Regions from separate parts of the Homo sapiens genome. Here region 1 is linked to region 2. A link is an interaction called in ENCODE POLR2A ChIA-PET data of the cell type or tissue named here. Cell type or tissue: OCI-LY7. All regions are shown on one strand. Each heading gives the region's core, and the rest is flanking DNA. Links, peaks and the distances in the headings are about the cores only.

The links. Peaks named below come from ENCODE experiments on the same cell type or tissue, not always from the same donor. Only the 100,000 strongest peaks of a DNase experiment are listed, where the experiment ranks them.
Region 1: POLR2A ChIA-PET joins it to region 2 with 15 read pairs; 3 of 35 experiments call an interaction of 5 or more read pairs at or near these places.

The regions. Positions count from the first base shown.
Region 1 is chr13:40,560,018-40,569,658 of GRCh38, forward strand. It overlaps FOXO1 (forkhead box O1), which reads right to left. Exons shown (of 3, transcript NM_002015.4): 2 at 1-843. Among named protein-coding and RNA genes, the nearest start is that of LINC00598, 84 kb to the left of the region's middle. RefSeq lists enhancers at 3,311-4,064, 4,947-5,036. In OCI-LY7, for the core only: CTCF peaks have their summits at 4,523 and 4,722; a DNase peak (open chromatin) is centred at 4,684; H3K4me3 peaks cover 722 bases; H3K27ac peaks cover 959 bases.
Region 2 is chr13:40,374,370-40,385,639 of GRCh38, forward strand. The region is part of intron 6 of LINC00598 (long intergenic non-protein coding RNA 598); the gene reads right to left. Among named protein-coding and RNA genes, the nearest start is that of LINC00598, 100 kb to the right of the region's middle. RefSeq lists an enhancer at 8,365-8,920. In OCI-LY7, for the core only: no CTCF peak of the experiment used is centred there; no DNase peak of the experiment used is centred there.

The DNA of each region.
Region 1 (9,641 bases), core at 23-8,022, 180 kb after region 2:
AACCCGGCTGTTGGGCTGGGCTACCCCAGGATCAACTGGTGTCATAATGTCATTATGGGGAGGAGAGTCAGAAGTCAGCAACTCCTTCAAGAGTCCAGGCGCACAGTTATACTGACTCATACCTCCATAACTCGACTTATTGTCCTGAAGTGTTTGTATAGGCATCTGGGGCAAAGGGCTCATGCTGGATTGGCCATATGTATATTTTTGGTAGTTTGGGCTGGGTGAATTCAAACTGGTGTTTGGTGGCGCAAACGAGTAGCACGGCGTCTGCTGCATCATGGTGCCAGGTGAGGACTGGGTCGAAACAGTTAATGATGTTGGTGATGAGAGAAGGTTGAGATTATCCAAAAGATTTTCCATGTTTTCGGGATTGCTTATCTCAGACAGACTGGGTAAAGTAGAGGCCATCTTTGCGGCAGATGGCGGGTACACCATAGAATGCACATCCCCTTCTCCAAGATCATCCTGTTCGGTCATAATGGGTGAGAGTCTCCCACTAATAGTACTAGCATTTGAGCTAGTTCGAGGGCGAAATGTACTCCAGTTATCAAAGTCATCATTGCTGTGAGAGCCAGGGCTTGCAGGCCATTTGGAAAACTGTGATCCAGGGCTGTCCCCAGCACCCTCCTGGCCAGACTGGAGAGATGCTTTCTTCTTGGCAGCTCGGCTTCGGCTCTTAGCAAATTTACTGTTGTTGTCCATGGATGCAGCTCTTCTCCTAGGAGATTTCCCGCTCTTGCCACCCTCTGGATTGAGCATCCACCAAGAACTTTTTCCAGTTCCTTCATTCTGCACACGAATGAACTTGCTGTGTAGGGACAGATTATGACGAATTGAATTCTGTAAGGCAAAACATCTTATTAGAAGTACAATACTTCTCTGCTTGCAAAACTTCCTATTCTACATGTATTACATGGAAAACAAGTAAAAAATCTTAAGAGTGTGTGCTACAGATTTCCATCTGAACAGTCCTAATGGCTCTGAAGCCACTACAAAAGATCTCAAATAGCACAGGAATAAATAGTATCTTATCTTAAAAACAATATCTGTGGCTGGGTGCGGTGGCTCACGCCTGTAATCCTAGCACTTTGCGAGGCCCAGGCAAGCGGATCATGAGATCAGGAGATCAAGAGCATCCTGGCTAACACAGTGAAACCCCATCTCTACTAAAAATACAAAAAATTAGCCAGGCATGGTGGTGCAAACCTGTAGTCCCAGCTACTCGGGAGGCTGGGGCAGGAGAATGGCGTGAACCTGGGAGGCGGAGCTTGCAGTGAGGCGAGATCGTGCCACTGCACTCCAGCCTGGGAGACAGAGTGAGACTCGATCTCAAAAAAAAAAAAAAAAAAATTCTATATCTTAATTTAATGAAGGGACAAAATTTAATAAAGAGTATTGTAAATACCTTCTTTTATACAGCTACATTTTATGGAAAAATCAAAGGAATTGGTTTTAATAACCGCTTAAATTTTGCTTAGCTACAATAGTACTCTGTATCAAAGTGCTATCAAAAACCCCTTCCATTCTACTATCCTTAAAACTACTGCCAATTCTCTTCAGTTTGAACCTGTGCCATTTACATAAAGAAGTTTTATATTACTGGGCCCACATACTTACAGAAACAAAAAAGACAAAAGAATATAGAATATATAGAATATAGAATATAGGCCAGGCATGGTGGTTCACACCTATAATCCCAGCACTGTAGGAGGCCAAGGCAGGCAGATCACCTGAGGTCAGGAGTTCAAGACCAGCCTAGCCAACATGGTGAAACCCCATCTCTACTAAAAATACAAAAATTAGTCGGGTGTGGTGGCAGGCGCCAGTAATCCCAGCTACTTGGCAGGCTGAGGCAGGAGAAGGAGACTGCGGTGAGCTGAGATCACTCCAGCCTGGGCAACAAGAGTTAAACACTCTGTCGCCAAAAAAAAAAAAAAAAAAAGAATATAGAAATATAGAGCTGATCAAGAATTAAAGGCCCCCAAATTAATAAGACTTGGATTCATTCACACCTTTAAAGCCCATTAAGCAAATACAAGTGAATGTAAGGAAAACAGAGTCATTGCTTTTGTATTTGAGAAAGCTGACCTGCCAAAAGAAATTTTTTTTTAATTCAAGTAGTGCCCCTACCCTCCAGTTCTACCAATGACCAGTAGTATGAGCAGGATGCACCAACTAACTCCATGACACACCTCCACGTAGCCAGGGGCTACACTGTCCAAACAGACAACCTGGGATGGGAAGAAATGACAGAGAACGCAAAGAGCTCTAACTCTCAAGCTACCGCAGCTTCATAACTAATCATGCCATGTTTATCATCCCTAGGCCAACTAGGGAAGAAAAACCAACAATCTTTCTTTTGAGTACTTCCTGGGTGGCTCTGCTACTTACTTACCTAGGTGACCTTGGGAAGCTGCCTAGCCCCTAATGTGTCTTAAGTTTCCTCACCTGTAAAGCAGGGCTAAATTACAGAGCCTTATCAGGGTTGTTACATGTACTAAATGAGATACATAAAAATGCTCAGCGGTGCCTGGCATGTAAGCAGTCACCATGAAGGGAATATTAGACCCCAACTTAGAATAGTGGTATCCTGCGCCCCAAAGTCCTGCTTCTCTATTCCTATTCAGTGTGGTATGTATAGGAGCTTAGAAGTAGTACAGATACAAACCCACAACTGCAAATATATGGTGAAAGGGGCCAGAGGTGGTCTCTCCAAGTTTCAGCAGAAACACCAGAGCCAGGCTGCAGATGAGAAAGCCATGGTTTGATTCACCTCCTCTACAACACAGAGTAAGATGGTGTTCAGGGGAGTCCGTGGGACACGTGGAAAAGGAGACGAGGGAAACGCTGTGAGCTCCCCAGAAGGAAGGGCCTTGTCTTATAGCTTCTGGCCCCCAGCACAGTACAGGGCACACAGCCACTACACCTTGTTCATTCAGCAGCCTCTTTCCTCAGAGGTCTGCTCCCAAGGAGTGGGATTCTGGGTGCCCTAAGACCCTGGAATGTGCACAGTCTCCCAGCTTTCTTGGCCTCCTCTGCCAACTGGATGCAAGGCTCAGCTGACCATGCCCCCTGCATCTCTGCGGCCCCTCTTCTCAACCACAAAAAGGCTCTGGCTGGATTTGTGGTCACCCAGGGGTGCAGCCACAGCGCCCACATCCTCATGCCATTGACATGGGACGCCCGGGCCCGAGTGCCAACCACTGCGCCTGAGCAGAGCCTCTGCACAGCAGGATGAGGCCTGGCTCCAACACAAACTGGGAGAGAAGTCTTCTCTCATTAAAAGGTGGTAGAAGAGAGAAAATGGAGGGGTCTCACTTTCTAAAGGGAGATGCAAAAGTCAGGGTAAGGCCCAGCAGTCAGGGCTGAGAAATCCACATTTCAAAACGCCCTCTGACTCTCTGTACTGCATTCCGCCTAAAGATTTCAACACAGCAGCTACGTGACAAGCCCTCCTGCCAGAGCATACAGTGAAGTGTGAGAGCGGGGAAGACACCACCGGAGCCCCAGATTCCCGGCTGGAACGGAGCAGGTGTGTGGTGATGGCAGTGACTGTCTCCTGTTCCCAAGAATCCCCACCTTCCTCCACACCCAAGATCTACCCTCACCTCGAGACACGCTGTGAGGAGGGCCAGGGGCTTAGAGTAGGTACAAGAATCCCTAAAAGAGGCCAGGGAGTACATTTCCCTCCCATCCTATTGCATTCCCCTAAGATCCCCAAATTCCTATGGGAAGGCGCCACACACACACATGTATGCTCACAGAGCCACAGCCTTGTCTGCTGTACCCACCAACCCCAGCCGAACCGAGTTCTTAATTCCTCCTTAAGATCAGCAGGCCCGCACTTGGGGTAGCACTGGAATGCAGCCCTGCAGTCTGACCCTGACATTTTCTATACACTGGAAGTCCAGGCATTTGCACAATATTCCATCATGACAGTTTTGTTCTTTGAACACAATAGACACACAGATAAGCTCCGATGAAATCTCTGGAGGAGAGGAAGCTTGACTCCTGTCCCTGTCACATTTAGTTAATGATAAAGGGGGAAGAAAGATCTTCCCAGATAGAAGCTTCCTGGTTGTTGCATTGACTTGGGGAGAGGGGGTGAAGCTCTCTAACATTCATGATAAGCCTGTCAGATCACTGGCAAGCCCAGCTGGGGGTCATTTTTAAAAAGACTGCAGGAGACATAATAAGGAAATCTTTAAAACATTCAAGAAGCGTTCACTAACTCAGGTGGGACATATACTAATTTAGACTTTAAAAAAAAAAAAGCCACAGCAGTCTCCTACTTATCAAAACATCATATTACATATTTTTCTAAGAGGACATTTCAGGTCGCTCTTTGAGTAACAGAGCTGTTTCCTAACTTTGCCAACAATTAAAATTTTTTCCGAACAGGAAAAGGTTTGCTGTGCAGGACTTGTTACATAAATTCCTGTTTTTCACACAGCCAGCGGGACATTAAAGAAGCTACGGTTTCTAGGGGGTGGGGTTTGAAAAGGTAAATTTTGTAAAAATGTGTTGCTATTAACGACGTTGTGTCTGCACTCCCCTACTGGCCACAGGAGAGGCTGGATGGAAGAGCAGTTCACCAGAAGGACTTCGCAGCAGAGCCGCGTGAGACTGCTGGGCTCTGAAATATTATGCCCTTGAACTCTCAACAAATATTACCTGAGGACAGAGGCAGGATGTCAGGACAGAGGTTCATGCCCTGTCAATCACTTGCCCAAATCCAGCGTTTCTACATGACGGCACTAGAGAAACACAAGCCAGCCAATCTCCTCTCCACTAGCTTGTTTCTCTGCAGCCCCACTCACAAGCCTCTGCACACACCCCATCTGCCATCTGCATGCCTGGCCACCCCAAGCAGTGCAGCATGTGCTTCCTGGGAAGCCTGACCCAATGAGCTCCACAGATGGGGGAGTCGGGGAACCCCGACATGGTGTAGTCGGGGAACCCCGACATGGTGTACTTGCTTGTTCAACCTGCTCTGCTGGCTGTTCTATGTTCAGATTCTGAGTTCCTTAAAGAGCAAATGGGCTAAAGCTTGTCTTTAATTTCTAATATCATAGCCTCAATAACTGTTTGTTGCTTGACCCCCAAAAAAATTACAAGGAAGATATGGTGTCTTACACAATACACATCTTTTAACCATCCATTTGAGTACCAATTCATGTCAACTAACATTTACTGGAAACTATTTTGTGGAAGGAGTAGCGAAAGACATGAAGGAATGAGACACAGAACATGCCCTCCAGAAGCTTTTGATCTACCTGGGGAGAAAATAAGTACACGTAAAGAGCCACTTAATAGGATGACACAACCCATAGACTGTCCAGGAACACGGACCTTTTCTCTCCAAAGGCTGCCACCCTGCCCTCCATGCCCCAGCTTCTGTCTCAGCCCAACTGGCCCCTCCAGAAGCATTTCTTGATGACCTCATCCCATCCTGCAGCTCTAACATGGGACCTTACTTACTCACCCCTCTTTATGATTCCACTATGTCTGATCCCTGGGGCGGTGGGGGGGCATGCCTGACTTCCCACTACACTGTGAGCTGCTCAAGTGAGCACAGGGACCTTTGTCTGTCTTCTTGTACACTGTATCCTCACAGCACCAACACCATAGGGGCACTCAAGTATCTGTTGAACAGATTAGTATTTCCTACATTTACAAAGTTGGTGCAAAGATTAAATGAGATAGTATGCGTGGAAAGGCTTACCTTAATCTCTATTAGCTAATGTTACTGTTATCACTACTGGCATAATAGCATCCATAAAATAACATATGTCTGTGTTTTACAGACCTATGTATGTCATAAACATTAGTCTTATTTCTTTATAACCACACACTGCACTGCTCTCACTTAACATGAGGCTTTTTTATATGTTAATTACTGGAAAGATTGACTGGTTTGGGAAAAACAGTTCATTTTTCTCTTGACACTAGATATTGCCTCAGAACTGATTCAAATACTAAGGTGAGGCTGTCAGTGCCCTGGTCAGCCAATGTCACTAGAATATTTAAGTCTTCTCAAGGTGCTGCAGCCAAGCCACATGTGCAGGCATCACACATTGCTGGGGCCAGGGGCCTCCGAGCTCTGGACACAGCCAGCATGTGCAGAGCAGCAGCAGGGGTTGGCAGAGCAGGGACCTCAACAGGCCAGTTGGGAAGCTCCATGAAGGATGGTTCTGATGTTCTGTCTCTGTGGCTGGAAGAAGTGAGGTGCTGAGGCTGGTCCCCAGAGACCCCTGAGGACACATGCCCTCCCCAGGATGCTCCCAGACCCACTGTCTAAGGCAATCATCAGCCACTGAAGTGCAGGATGAAATCTTTACAACTTTCATTGACTTTCATTTTTTTTTTTTTTTTAAAGACAGAGTCTCACTCTGTTGCCCAGGCTGGAGTGCAGTGGCTTGATCTTGGCTCACTGCAACCTCTGCCTCCCAGGTTCAAGCGATTCTCCTGCCTCAGCCTCCTGAGTAGCTGGGATTACAGTCACCTGTCACCACGCCTGGCTAATTATTTGTATTTTTAGTACAGGCGGGGTTTCACCATGTTGGCCAGGCTGGTCTCGAACTCCTGACCTCGTGATCTGCCTGCCTCAGTCTCCACAAAGCGCTGGGATTACAGGCGTGAGCCACTGCGCCTGGCCTACTTTAAATTTTTTATCTCATTCTTTTAAAATTCTTATTTGTGAATGTATTATATAATTACACAATATATTTAAAGTGTATAAACAAATACATGTTTTATCAAAAAGGGTATGTGATTTTTTTAATAAAAACCATTTACAGACCACTAGTCAGTCTATCACGGTAGTCTTCTAGGAGCCTGAAGGCCCAATAAAGATGATCAAGTGAACAGAACTAGCTCTAAATCAAGTCTAGGTTGACTTTGCCCCCATCCCTCAAGACTGGGTTGAAAAAAGAGACCTGGTCCCACCCTCTGCTTGCAGCTCTCTGCCTCCTAAGAGCTGAGCCTGGCTGCCTTCCCAGCCACTTCTCTTCACCCTGGCCTGGACTCTCACATCCCCAACTCCTGTCTTCCAACCTGAGCTGCCACTTGACATGCATCTAGCCTGTCCCTCAGCCTATATGAAGACCACCACCTGTCAGCCACGGGTCTCCACACCACTGCTACATTCTACATTTCTTTCTGCTTGGCAGTTCTATGATTACCCTGGTCTTTATATTTAACCAAAAATAATGCAAAACCTCAACTTAAGGCTGAATACACCTTGCTCATGAAACCCTTAGATGGCCTTCATACCCCGTGTTTTATATTTTTGTATTTATTTCATAGTTTATTATATAAACTATGTATTTTATAGTTTACTGCTGTCAATACATCTCATTCCATCCTTGCAACAGCCCTATAAGGCAGGTATTACTGGCTTCACTTTAGAAATGGAAAAGGAAAAATTAAGACTCAGAAAATGATCTGTCCAGTTAGGGTTCAAAGCAAAGCTCTGTGATTCTACCTGCAACCCCACTGCTGGCTGAAAAAACTATCCCCTTGCCTTCACCACTGTTAAGAAGAATCAAAGGAACATACTTAAGGCTGAGGTTACTTGTGTGCACCTTGAGGGAGCAGAAATAATTCTGCTTACTAGTTTACAAAGCTCATTTTCTGCCTTAACAGGTGATAAATTTACACAATGTGGGCGGGCGTGGTGGCTCACACCTGTAATCCTGGCACTTTGGGAGGCTGAGGAGGGCAGATCACAAGATCAGGAGTTCGAGACCAGCCTGGGCAATATGGTGAAACCCCATCTCTACTAAAGATACAAAAATTAGCTGGGCATGGTGGTGGGCACCTGTAGTCCCAGGTACTCGGGAGACTGAGGCAGGAGAATCACTTGAACCTGGGAGGCAGAGGTTGCAGTGAGCCGAGATCGCACCACTGCACTCTAGACTGGGCAACAGAGCAAGACTCCGTCTTAAAAAAAAAAAATTTACACAATGTGATTTGCTCTTATTCTAGTGGGTTCTTCTTTATGGCAGGAATCCATAGCAGCTGAAGCGTGCATTTCAGATGTGAGCATCATCCTAGGGAAAACCTGTGGGGACTCACAGGGAAAGCGGAAAGGTCCCCAGAGACCCCCAGCTACCTAGAACTGCCCACCACCCTGCGTGAAGGTGTGAGCAACAGCCACCAAATCCAACAAAAAGAACTTCACACTCAGAAACTGGAACATATGATTAAATGAACTCATTGTCCCAGAAATTCTAGAAATTCTTTCAAAATGCTAGACAAACTACATTTTCCCAAAGCATTTAATCTAATTTCTGTGAACTTTCTCAATGTGTGCGATTGTTATGCAGGCTCCCGGCATGGCCTTTATTCCCTCCCTCCTCCTTCCTCTCTTTTACACCAGCTCTTCCTGCACTTCCACAAGTGAAAACAAACTGAACTAGGAAAATCTATTCAACAGAGTTCCCATTAAGAGTTACTAATAAAACAACAACTTTTAAAAATAATCCATTTTGTTTGCAAACAGAAGGAAAACATGACCTTTTGCCAACCCTTTTTTTACAAGAGTTGTCAGTAGACACACGTTAGCAATAGACAGTATGTAAATCAATGTTAGAAAGTGTTTAACACAAGATCTGCTGAGAATAGCTAATCTACATGCTTACACCCTAGATCCTTCCATAAGGCTGGTTCATTTCCCAGAATCGTTTCCTTCTTGCCCGAATATCCTCAAAGACCACTATACCCCCCACTGCTACCCCCACTGTGCAGAGGTCTTAAAGCATCTCCACTGATCCCAGGGCTGTGGACAGAGACTGGCGGCCTGGTAAAACCGGAAGGTACTTCGAAGGTCATCTGGTCTAACGCTCTTGTTTTATGTTAGGGAAACAAAGTTCAGAGAGATTACAACGCAGATGGGAAACTTATGGGTGTTCATTTACAAAAAATAGAACCACATGGAGCTTTAGTACTGGAAGAAATGTAAAACAAGTACCAAGAACATGCAATATTCCTCCCCTAGCCAAGCCAATCCTTACCTATGGTCTCAAACCGCTATAGACACAAATTTAGTTACACAGCTTTATCTCTAACTCTAGTCAGTCATTCCAAAGGAAGGGAAAATATGACTATCCACTGCAAAAGGAATGTAGGAGATTATGCTTGCATGTCAAATAGTACTAAAAAGACAAATGGAAGAACTCATAGGTGTCAGGAGAAGCTTCATGGACTTGGGAAGTACACTGTGAGGCAGAACCGGAGGTGCCGGCTCTGGAGGCAGAGTTACTGCTGGGCCCTTCTGAGTAGGTCCTGGATCTCATCACTAAGCCTGTTTTCACATCTGTAAAACAGTTACATGTACGGATGGCATGATATACATGATATACATGAAGTTGCCTGGTGCATCACCTGACACAATGACAATAAACACTGGCTATTTTGTTTTAGGAAGTGAAAGAATACATAAACAACAATTTTTTAAGCCATTATGAATGGTTGTAACTTGATTAAAAGTCACTCATCACAAACTTCCTGTTTAAAGGCAGCCAGCCTTCCTCAGGCTTATTTCCAATGTCCTCACAACCGAGCTGCAATCCGTCATTTACAGAAAAATTGTGTTTTCTCCCTGTTAAGAAAATTTTAAATGAAAGAATTTGAGC
Region 2 (11,270 bases), core at 1,978-9,977:
GGGACCAGCCTGGAGGGCTCCCAGGCATGCTCAGGGGCTAGCAATGTGTCCCAGGGGCTCTGGGAAGCCACTGGAGGTTTGTGAGCTCTGAGCCAACTGCATCAGCACAGGTCAGCACAGGGGTGACAGACTGAGGCCACGGATTCGGAACCGGATCTGAACCTCAGTTCTATCACTTCTTAGCTTATATCCTTGGGCAAATTTCTCAATGTCTTTATGCTTCAATTTCCTCGTCTCTAAAAGGGGAGTTTCATTATCTCACAGGGTTTCAATAAGGAATAAATGACTTAAACGTACATAAAAGGCTTAGCGGCCAGGCGCGGTGGCTCACACCTGTAATCCCAGCACTTTGGGAGGCCAAGGCGGGTGGATCAGCTGAGGTCAGGAGTTTGAGACCAGCCTGGCCAACATGGTGAAACCCCGTCTCTACTAAAAATACACAAATTAGCCAGGCATGGTGGCGCACGCTTGTAATCCCAGCTGCTCGGAAGGCTGAGGCAGTAGAATCACTTGAACCCGGGAGGCGGAGGTTGCAGTGAGCCAAGATCGTGCCATTGCACTCCAGCCTGGGCAACACAGTGAGACTCTATCTCAAAAAAAAAAAAAAAAAAAGGCTTAGCATAGTGTTTGGAACATAAATGCGTAATAAATATTAGCAACTATTATTACTACTGTAACAGGGCAAATATTAATGTGGGGTTGACACAGCCTTTGCCCCTCCCTCCCACTGCCTATCAATGAGAATTCTACCAGCCCGATTTCCCCTCTTCTTCCTTATTTCAGCAGAAGATTCTTGCTTGCTGGGATCAGAGCTAACTAAGTCATCTAGTCTGACCTAGGAGGTGTTGGGGGCTGGACCTTGGTGTGGTGATGTGGAAGGGAGGCTCTTCAGGGGGTGCAAAACCTGCCTATCCTGAAAAAGAGCAGATACTGAGTTCTCCAGAGAAGGAGTATCCAAGCTTTTTTTAAATGGAAAAAAAAATGGTCTGCTTTGGTGAGGGAAGGAGGAGAGAAAAGCAATAAGGAGCTCAGATGGGGGAGAAGTCGGGGACATTTGTGTCAGGCTGTGGAGCAGCTGGGGGTGAAAGAAAAGTGGTTGGGAGGACAGAGGGAATTCAATTGAGAGCTACATTTGGACTCCTTTTAAGTTTTTTTTCTAAAGATGTAAGAATAAAATTCCCTTGTAATTAGTCTGGCTTTTGCCCTGTGTTTCTTTAAAGTTGACTCTATGCAGAGGCTGAGCCATACAGACTCCTCCTCCAGGATTTAGAAGAGTTATAGTATTAATGTTGAAAATGGGTATATGAATACCTACCCTCCAGGGCTATTCTTAGGATTAGATGTGGTAATGCAGGTTGTATCCACCAGCTTTCGATAGATTATGCTGCAAACAACCCTCAAATCATAGTGGCTTACAACAACAAAGGTTTATGTCCTGCTCCCGTTCCATGTTCACTGTGGCTTGGCTGCCTGTCTGTACTCTGGGAACCAGACAGAGGAACCCGCCCCTATCTGCGCCAGGCTGGGCTGGTGTGGAGGGAAGAAAGGCAGAACTGCAGTGGCTCTTGGAGCTTCTGCTTAGAAGCCTGTCACTTCCAATTCCATTCCATTGGCCAAACAAGTCACACATGTCGTCAACAGGGTGGGGAGCATGATGGCCCCACTGGGAAGGGCAGCAAAGACTTGGAACAAGAACACAATCTGTCACAGATATGAAGTGCTTAGGACAGCCCCTGGCACGTGGAAAGCCCTCAATAAATGATTGCAATCATTCGTATCCATCTGCAAAATGGGAAACATAACAGTATCAGTCTCACAGGGAGTTTGAGGGTGAAGGGAGGAGATAGGCAGGAATCCCTTAGCACAGGGTCTGGCACCTTGGAAGCTGCTCAACAAAAAGCAGCTATTGGTGAGTTTTTAAGGGAACAGGACTCCCAGGGACCAGGGTAGGCAATGAGAGAAGGCTGCGGCAAGGAAGCATGTGGTGATCTGAAGCTATAGAGGATCTTAGGGTCCCCATGGGAAAGGATGCTCCTGTCTCAGGGTGTGTGGGGGGTCAGAGGCTAGACCATGGCCCCAGAGAGCCAAGGGCTGCATAGGAGCAGGAAATGCCAATTAAACTCCCACCTGACTGAACAACCTGCAGCCCACCCGCAGAGCAACACAGACCTCACTTTTTATCCAGCCTTTCCTGGGCTGCGAGGCCAAGCTGTGGCTCCAGCAGGAAGCTTCTGCTGCCTGTGTCAAGGCCCAGCTGCCAAGGCACCTGCTCCCTGCTCTTGGGCATTGCAGCTGGCAACTGTCATCCCTCCCTTTCTGCACACAAGAGAGGCAACTCCAGGCCTCCCAAACCCCAAACCCCAAACCCATGCCATCCTCCACCCAGGCCAGCAAGGCTGCTCTCCCGGCCAGGAAGGCAGGGCCAGAGTAGAAGGAGGGTCTGAGGACCACAGGCTTTCAATAAAAATAGATTAAGATCAGATTTGTTTGGAGAGGCTCCCTTTCACTCCTTTTACCCCCTGTCTCTACTATCCCCCACCACACGGCTCTCCACAGAGATCCTTACCCCCTCCCCAGGACCCCTTCCTTCTTCATCATTCCACCAGCAAATGCTTATTGGAAGCCCTCCACATGGCAGGCACGTGCTAGGTGCTGGGGATAGAGCAACGAACACGTCTTACCTCTGTCCAGCTTATGCTCCAAAGCAGGAAACAGTGAGAATCAAGAGGAAGACATAAAACAGCTCCTATGTTGGGCAATGGTGAGTGCTAAGCGGCATAAGAGGGGGTGGAACTGTAGCGTATGGCACAGAAGGTCTCTCTGGAATGATGCAGTAAAGACCTAAAGGAACAAGCAAGCCTAAAGGCAAGTATAAGGAATTAGAAAAAGAGCCAGGGGCCGTGGTGGCTGCTGCAAAGCAGTTTATTCAAGGTTTCCTCTTCCCCTCAGTTAATCCTCCCCTTCTCAAAAGGATTCAGACTAGGAAAGCAGCCAGGGAACTCCCTCTTGGACTCTGTTTCCAGAGCCATGCTCTGCACTCCTCAGATGGGTCGGTGGATGACGAGGCAAGAGGGTCTTGAGTTCAAATCTTGATTCTGCTCCATTTATCAACTTTAATGGCCATCTACATCCCTGCAACCTGCTGCCGGCAGTCCCAGGACAAGCTAGCAGCTTCCTGCACCTCTGCCTGGGTTTCTCTTTGGCCCCGGAAAAGCATCTGGTCCTCCCCCAGGACAAATTGGAAGTATTGGAGAGAGACCCTCGTGCAGCAATGAAGACCCCACACCCCTCGTCCCTCAGTGGTCTGTTCTGCATTGTCTCAGCAGGTCCTCAGCAGGACAAAGCCCAGGTCCCACAGTATAACTGTCCTCAACACACATACTGGCTTTCCTCCCATCCTGGGCTAACGCTGACATTCCCATTCCCTCCCAAATAAGCTACCTGCAATTAAATCCTTGTTCATCTGCTCTGGGGGAAACCCAAATTGAGATGTCAGCCATGAGAATCTGAGAAAATACTGCAAACTCTCTGAGCCTGTTTCTTCATCTGTATCACGGAGACCATGAAGAGTAACGAACAGTCGTCAGTGGGCACGGAGGAGGGAATGAGTCACAAGGGGTGAACAGTTCAGCGTGAACGAGCTGAACTGTAAGGCAGCTAGCCTTGTGCTTGGCACAGAGGGGCAGACAGTAACCCCTCTGAGAAAACAAATGTGATGATGTATGTGAATTCGCTCTGCAAATGACAGGCAATGCCACAAATGCACACAGGCTGCGTTGCATGGGGTTAAGAGCATGAGCCCCACAGGCAGAACACCTGGGTTAGATTCCCTACTCTGCCTCATAGCAGCAGTGTGACCTTAGGCAATGATATAGTTTGGATATTTGTCCCCATTCAAATCTCCTATCAACCTGGAATTCCCAATGCTAGGCGGCGGGGGGGCCTGGTGGGAGGTGTTTGGATCACGGGGGTGGATCCCTCACGGCCTGGTGTTAGCTTCGTGATAGTGAGTTCCCCTGCAATCTGGTCATTTAAATGTGTGTGGCACTTCCTTCCCACCCTGTCTCTCTTGCTCCTGCTCTGGCCAGGTGATGTGCCTGCTCCCCTTCTGCCTCTGCCATGATTGGAAGCTTCCTGAGACCTTCCCAGAAGCCTAGCAGATGCCAGCACTATGCTTCCTGTACAGCCTGCAGAACCATGAGCCAATTAAACCTCTTTTCTTTATACATTACTCGCTCTCAGGTATTTCTTTATAGCAATGCAAAACCAGCCTAACACAGGCAACTTACTTCACCTCCCCATGCCTTGGTTTCTTAATTCGTCAAAGAGAAATAATAATATTTAATAATAACACTAATCCCATTGAGTTATCATGAAGATTAAATAAATGAATGTATGTAGTGTGTCTAGAACTGTCCATCTTCATAACAAGAACTACATAAGTTTGCTGTGTTATTTATATTATTATCATGGGCTTACTGACATTCATTTTAGTATTACATTATTTTTATGCTGTGCTGAAAATGCAAGTCTTTTACCTGCCACTCCCGATGTGTCTCTCCAGCTGCCTGCTCCAACAGACTCTACAGTTTGTCAACATGAGTTTTTTAATTGCATAAATAATTCATGAATACATTCTGATTGAAAGAGTTAAGCAGTATATAGAACAAAGTTTCTAAGTTCCTTCAACATTTGCCCCTACTCCCCTCCCACTGTCAACAATGTGAGGTCCCCTCCTAGTTCCCTTTTATATACTGGCATATATATGTATACACTTTTTTACAGTAATATACTAAATTTGCATTCCAATTGTTATTCAATTTGCTTATTTTCCTTCAACTGTATTTTGTAGATTTTTTCCTCTGATGATAAAATAAGCCTGCTTCGTTCTTTTAATTCTTCAGAATGGATATATCCTAATTTGGTTCAACAAATCCCCTATTGATAGATATTCATGTGGTTTCTAATTTTCCCCCTTTTAAAACGGCACTACAATCAACGTCTTTGTGCACACATCTTCACACAGGCAAATGAATATTTCTTAGGGTAGATTCCAGGAAGTGGATTTGCTGGGTCAAATGGTGTGTGAATTTTTTGTTTCACTGAATACTGCCAAATTGCCTTCCAATTCAAACTTCTACCAGCTTTGGGGGAAGGTTTTGTTTTTGTTTTATTTATTTATTTTTGTTTTAAACAGAGGTTTGTTTTTATTTAAAGGAGGGGTTTTCTTAAGGCAGTTGGTCTCAGCAGAGGAAAGTGTCATGTTTTTCCCTGACAACCAGAAATAGGAATCTGTTCTTTCTTTTCTTTCTGGAGATCCAACATCCCAACTGTATAACCCCTGCCCCTCCATCCACCCTTCTCTTTCCCAAACCACACACACACACGGTCAGCAACTATAATGAGGATCTTCCCCCAATATGTTGCTGACTTAATTTGAGATGTTATTCACACTAAATTGTGAGAAGTTGAGCCTCTTCCACTGTAGCTACCGGAGTAGGGGACAATGATTGCCTGCTCAACACCTCTGCTTCCTTAGAGAAAGAACCTTAAGTGGTTGGAAATATAGGACACCTTTTTAGCACGGAACTACATTTCCCAGCTTGCACTGCAAGTGTGGCAGTCAAAGAACCTTAAACGAAAGCTGATGGGGGTCTCTGGGAAAGGCTCCGCAAAGGAGACCGACTCCCCTGGGAAGTGAGCCTTTTGCTTGCCCCTCCTGTCTCCCTAGCTGGATATGGGGGTGATTTTGATCAGGTTCAACCATTCCAATGGACATCAGCCTTAGGGCTGAGCAATCTTGGAGGGTCCTGCTGTAGCTTGTGTTAACTCTTTAGTTGCTGGATCTTGGAGATGACCAGGCATGCCAAGAGGCAGTGGCTCTTTGCCCAGCTGTTCAGAAATATATTGAAGTTAAAACAACTAATTGGCCAAACCTATGCATTCTGCATGAATACCAGCGCTGCCTGAGACAAAGATGTGATGACTAGGGATGTCTGGAGTCCAGCTGTCACATACGACCATGAGGTAATCATCGAGATGGAAGCCAGGCACTAAGGATGATGGACAAGACAAAGCCTTGGCCTGTGATGAACATGGGGTCATCACACTTGCCCTCTAGATTTCTTTTACAGAAAGCTGCAGGGCTTCAACTGAATCAGTTGCTGGCATTCCGTCTTCAACGCTGTGGTCCATTATGACTGAAAAAACTCAAATCCACACATTTTGTGGCCAAAAGGGCACCCCTCTGCCTACAAACTTGAAACTGCTTTGAGGGCTCCCTTGAAGAACCCTCCACCACCCTGTGTCCTTCTCTCGACAAACTCCCATTTGCCAATTCCCCTGTTACACTTATCATCAGACCTTTGCACAGTTCTCCAGTCGGGGCCTGACACTTTCTCTTCTGGACATTGTTTTATTAAATCCAAATAAAATTTTGGTTAATTTGTGAAGTCTCCATGCCACTCTACTGGCTCCAAGATCCCAGCCCTGACTGCTGCAGGCAGCAAAGCTCCCACATGCAAATCATAATTCTTCCAACATATGATTCAGAAATTCAAAGACCCCCCCACAACTAACTTTGCACCCGTTATAAAACAGAATGTGGAGAGGTTTTCTATAAAGATGTACAGTTCAGGCTTGTTTCTACTAGTGAAAAAGTGGAGACAATCTGTGTCCCACAATAGTGAATTAATTTTAAAAATTACGGTCCATCCATCCATCCAATGGACTACTAAGCAGCTATTTAAATATAATTATATAAAATAAAAACTTACCAGCAATGTTCAAAATATATTAAGTGAAGTTTGTATTGTACAATTCCTTTTGTAAAAATAATGTATAAATATGTGTTCATGTATTTATATGTATTTGCACAAATGCATAAAGTTCATCCCAGAAGGCTAAATACCAAAAATCTTTCTAGTGGTTATCTCTAAATTTATGGGTGATTGTAAATTTTCCCCTCTGTGACTTTGTATATCTTTCTAATTTTCTAAAATACGTATTATTTTTATAATCAGAAAAATAATACAAATACCTATCTCTGTGTCTATTGATATGATGATCTATACCTATTAATCTATAACTTGGGAATAAGTGAAGGATTAGCTAATGAGAAAACCCCAGTGTGCAGCTTCAAGTGTTTTAAATGATTCTTTTTTTTTGAGACTGAGTTTCACTCTATTGCCCAGGATAGAGTGCAGTGTCGTGGTCTCTGCTCACTGCAACCTCCGCCTCCCGGGTTCAAGCGATTCTCCTGCCTCAACCTCCCGAGTAGCTGGAATTACAGGCCTGCGCCACCACGCCCGGCTCATTTTTTGTATTTTTAGTAGAGACGGGTTTCGCCATGTTGGCCAGGCTGGTCTTGAACTCCTGACCTCGTGATCTGCCCGCCTCGGTGTCCCAAAGTGCTGGGATTTACAGGCGTGACCCCCACGCCCGGACCTAAATCCATTATCCAAAGCTCAGGCTGCCTGGATTTTGGAAACCTAATCTTGTTGAACTTCCCTGTTTCCTGAGTTGTGTCACATGCTCCAGTGATGTGCCCCCAGTGACAAGCTGTCCAGTTCTTCACAAACAAAGGCTAGAAAAGTCCAGTGGATGACCTTCCACATCTGGGACTGTCGGTGGCCAGGCCTGGAGTGGCTCCTCCCCTTCTCGTCCCCTCAGCGCAGCTTCCGTCCCACAGACTTGGCACCAGCCACCACCTCTGCCCCAGATCCTTCCGCTCCCCTTCCCAGGGAGAATGTGTCCTGCCAGCTCTTGCCCCACCAAATGAGGAACGGGGACTTTGCCGCTGTCCCATTCTGAGAGGTTTGCTCATGCAACCAACCCTCCCCTGGGGCCTCAGACCAAGGCTGTCTCGGCCCAGCCCTGGACCTCAGCCTTAGCTAGGACACAGGAGCGGTCCGCCTGCTCTGTCCGTCCTCGCAACTGCCTCCGAGTCCAGCACCCCAGTTCTCAGGCCCAGCCCCGTTTCCTCCTGTCCTTTTTGGTTCTGTGGGTGGCAGAGGCCAGGCAGCGTTTTGGGGTGGGAGCACTGGAGGAGTCCAGGTGAAGTAGGATCCGCCCATCAGTTCTGAGCCCTGAGTTGACCAGGTTGTCTCCGAGCAGCCCGCCCTGGGCTGGGAGGCCTTAGCCCAACCCTCCCACCTGACCCAGGGCCGCAGCGACTGCCTGCCGCTCTCCCCGCCTCGCCTACGCCTGTTAGGCCTGGGAGAAACCGAAACCCTCCTCTGCAGACCATCAGTCAGGGTGACGCAGCAACCTCACAGCCTAGGGTCTAGCACATTTAAAACATTAAAGCGTCTGCTCCATTTAACTTTAGGTGAATGAGCACTCTGCCTCTCTCCCTGCCTTTTCTACCAACAGCCCCTGAGTTATGTTGTTGTTGTTGTTGTTGTTGTTGTTGAGACAGAGTTTCGCTCTTGTCGTCCAGGCTGGAGGGCAATGGAGCGATCTCGGCTCACTGCAACCTCCGCCTCCCGGGTTCAAGCGATTCTCCTGCCTCAGCCTCCTGAGTAGCTGAGATTACAGGAATGTGCCACCACACCTGGCTAATTTTTTATTTTTAGTAGAGACGACGTTTCTCCATGCTGATCAGGGTGGTCTCGAACTGCCGACCTCAGGTGATCCACCCACCTCGGCCTCCCAAAGTGCTGGGATTACAGGTGTGAGCCACTGTGCCGGGCAAGTTATGCCTTTTTTTTTTTTTTTTTTTTTTTTTTTTTTTTTTTTTTTGAGTGAATAAAACCAGAAAAACGGTCCACTTATGTAGTTACAAGTAAATCGAGTTACTCACTTGGAGATTAACATACTTGTGCCTGCCCTCTCCTGCCCCAGCCAGCACATGTGTCTCCCTGAGGGAATCAGGCAGAAGGCCCAAGAGCAGCCCCTAGACTGTGACTCTTCCAGGGAGGCCTTCGCCAAACCACCGGACAGCCCTTGCCGGGGGTCGTCATGAACAGGCAGGGCTCTAGGCCAAGCAGGGAGTCCCACAGGAGAGCCCACTGGGCTGTGCTTCCAGGAGAGGGCTGCAGCCTGCAGAGCTATGCTCCTGTGAGACCAGGAAGGCCAGACCAACCAGCCTGCCCGAGAGGTGGGGAAGGGAAGGCCTTTGTCTTGCCAGATGCTCTAGTTTTGCTATTTATTTGCTGAGTGACTGTGTCAGTAGCTTAGTCCCTGAGGAGAGACACCTCAGACTCTCCTCTGTAAAACGGGCATAATATCAGTAGTTACCTAATAAGGAGGTTGTACGGATTAAATGAGTTAACGCTTTCCAGCTGCTTATCACAGTGCCCAACACAGAGTAAGTGCCTAGAAAAACGTTAGGGGTGCAGCGACAGCAGTGGGGGTCACTGTGACCACCACTAGCGCCTTCTAGAACTCCCACAAAAAAGCTCTAAGTCATCCAGAAGCCGATCCCCCACCCCACAATGTCATCCCTGTCACCCAGGCTACACAATGATCACAGCCGAAAAAGGAACGCCTCTGAGGACAAGCGGAAAGTGTGCCTGGAACATAAATGTTTGCTGAATGCATGCTGGAATTGAGAGATTGCAAACAAATCAGGGCTCATACGCTCCCCACAAAAAGAAAACGAAACTCACACCCCACTCACAGAGGGTAGTTCAATCCCCTCAGTAGCTGACAGCACCAGCCGGCTTAGCTATGCTGGCTGAGTGTGATGCTGGCTCCACTCTCCCTCTGCCTAAGGGAGCATGTGTTCAACAAACATTAACTTTTCTGTGCCTCTGTTTGCTCATCTCTAAGCTGGGTAGCATAAAAATAGCAACTACTTCGTAGGATTGCTGTAAGAATTAGATGTGATACTGTACATGTAAAGCACCTAAGTCAGTGCATTTGCACACTGTAAGTGTTCAATGATATTAGTTTTTATCATTTGTTTTCAGAAGATATGAATTTGATCCCTGCCTATACTATACTCTCCTAATACTCTGAGCAAATTTTAGTCATCTCTCTGAACTTTGTTCACCTCCTATAAAATGGGAGCATTATCCATTCAGCCTCATTAGACTGTTGTGATGAGTAAATCAAAGAAAATCAGTGAAAGTGCTCTCTCCGACCCCTCCCATCTTGTTTTGTTGTTGTTGTTGTTGTTGTTTAGTTTTGTGTGTGTGTGTGTGTGTGTGTGTGTGTGTGTATGTATGTGTTTTTTAGACGGAGTCTCTCTCTGTTGCCAGGCTGGAGTGCAGTGGCACAATCTCAGCTCACTGCAACCTCTGCCTCCCGGGTTCAAGTGATCCTCCTGCTTCAGCCTCCCAAGTAGCTGGGACTACAGGTGCGCACCACCATGCCGTGCTAATTTTTTTGTTATTTTTTAGTACAGATGGGGTTTCACCGTGTTGGCCAGGATGGTCTCAAGCTCTTGACCTCGTGATCCTGCCTTGGCCTCCCAAAGTGCTGGGATTACAGGCGTGAGCCACTGCACCTGGCCTCCCATCTTTATATGACTTACATCTCTTCCAGTGCCTGGTATATAAATGCCTGTTGAATGAATGAATATAAAACTCTATGATATGGTGGCTATTTAACTGCTTGCTGAACATTTGGATTAAAATTGAAGTACTTTTATGTGGCTTCAGCAATGGTGGCTCAACAGATGAGATGGTTTCAAGAGAGATTACAGACTGGCAACCACCCTTGGGTCTGTCTGTTCCTTCCTTTTTTTCCTTTTTTATGAACATGGGCTGTTACAATCAAGTCAAACACATCTCAGCAGCTTTGAGTCTTTGGGCCCTACCTCCCGAAGGGAGGACCAAAGGTCACCTTCTTTGTTCATCTAACAGATGAGTAAAAGATACACTGCAGCCCCCAGATGATCTCTGCCTCATTCCAGAATCAGGATCAACTTTGAAACAATTAACAAGTTGTCGTCTCTTAGTCCTAGAGGACTTGGAGTCTAATTCAGTTCTACTTTAGCTTTTTCCAAGGTCGTGCCCTAACTTTATGCCTGCAGTTCTTCATCTTAACCAATCTCATTCTAAAGAGTTGTCCATTTTAATGGCCCTGGGCCAACAGCCTGCCAAAGAAATAAAAATAAAATAGCAGAAGGAGGAGAGAAAAGAGAAGGAAAAGAAGAAGAGGGAGAGGAGGAAAAAAACAGAAGGGGAAGGAAGAGGAGGAGAAGGGATGGAAGGGAAGGAGGAGGAGAAGAAAGAGGAAGAGGAGAAGGAGGAAAAAGAGGGAGAAGAGAAGGAGAAGGAAAAGCAAAAGGAGCAGGAAAGAAAAACAATAGTTTTTTGATT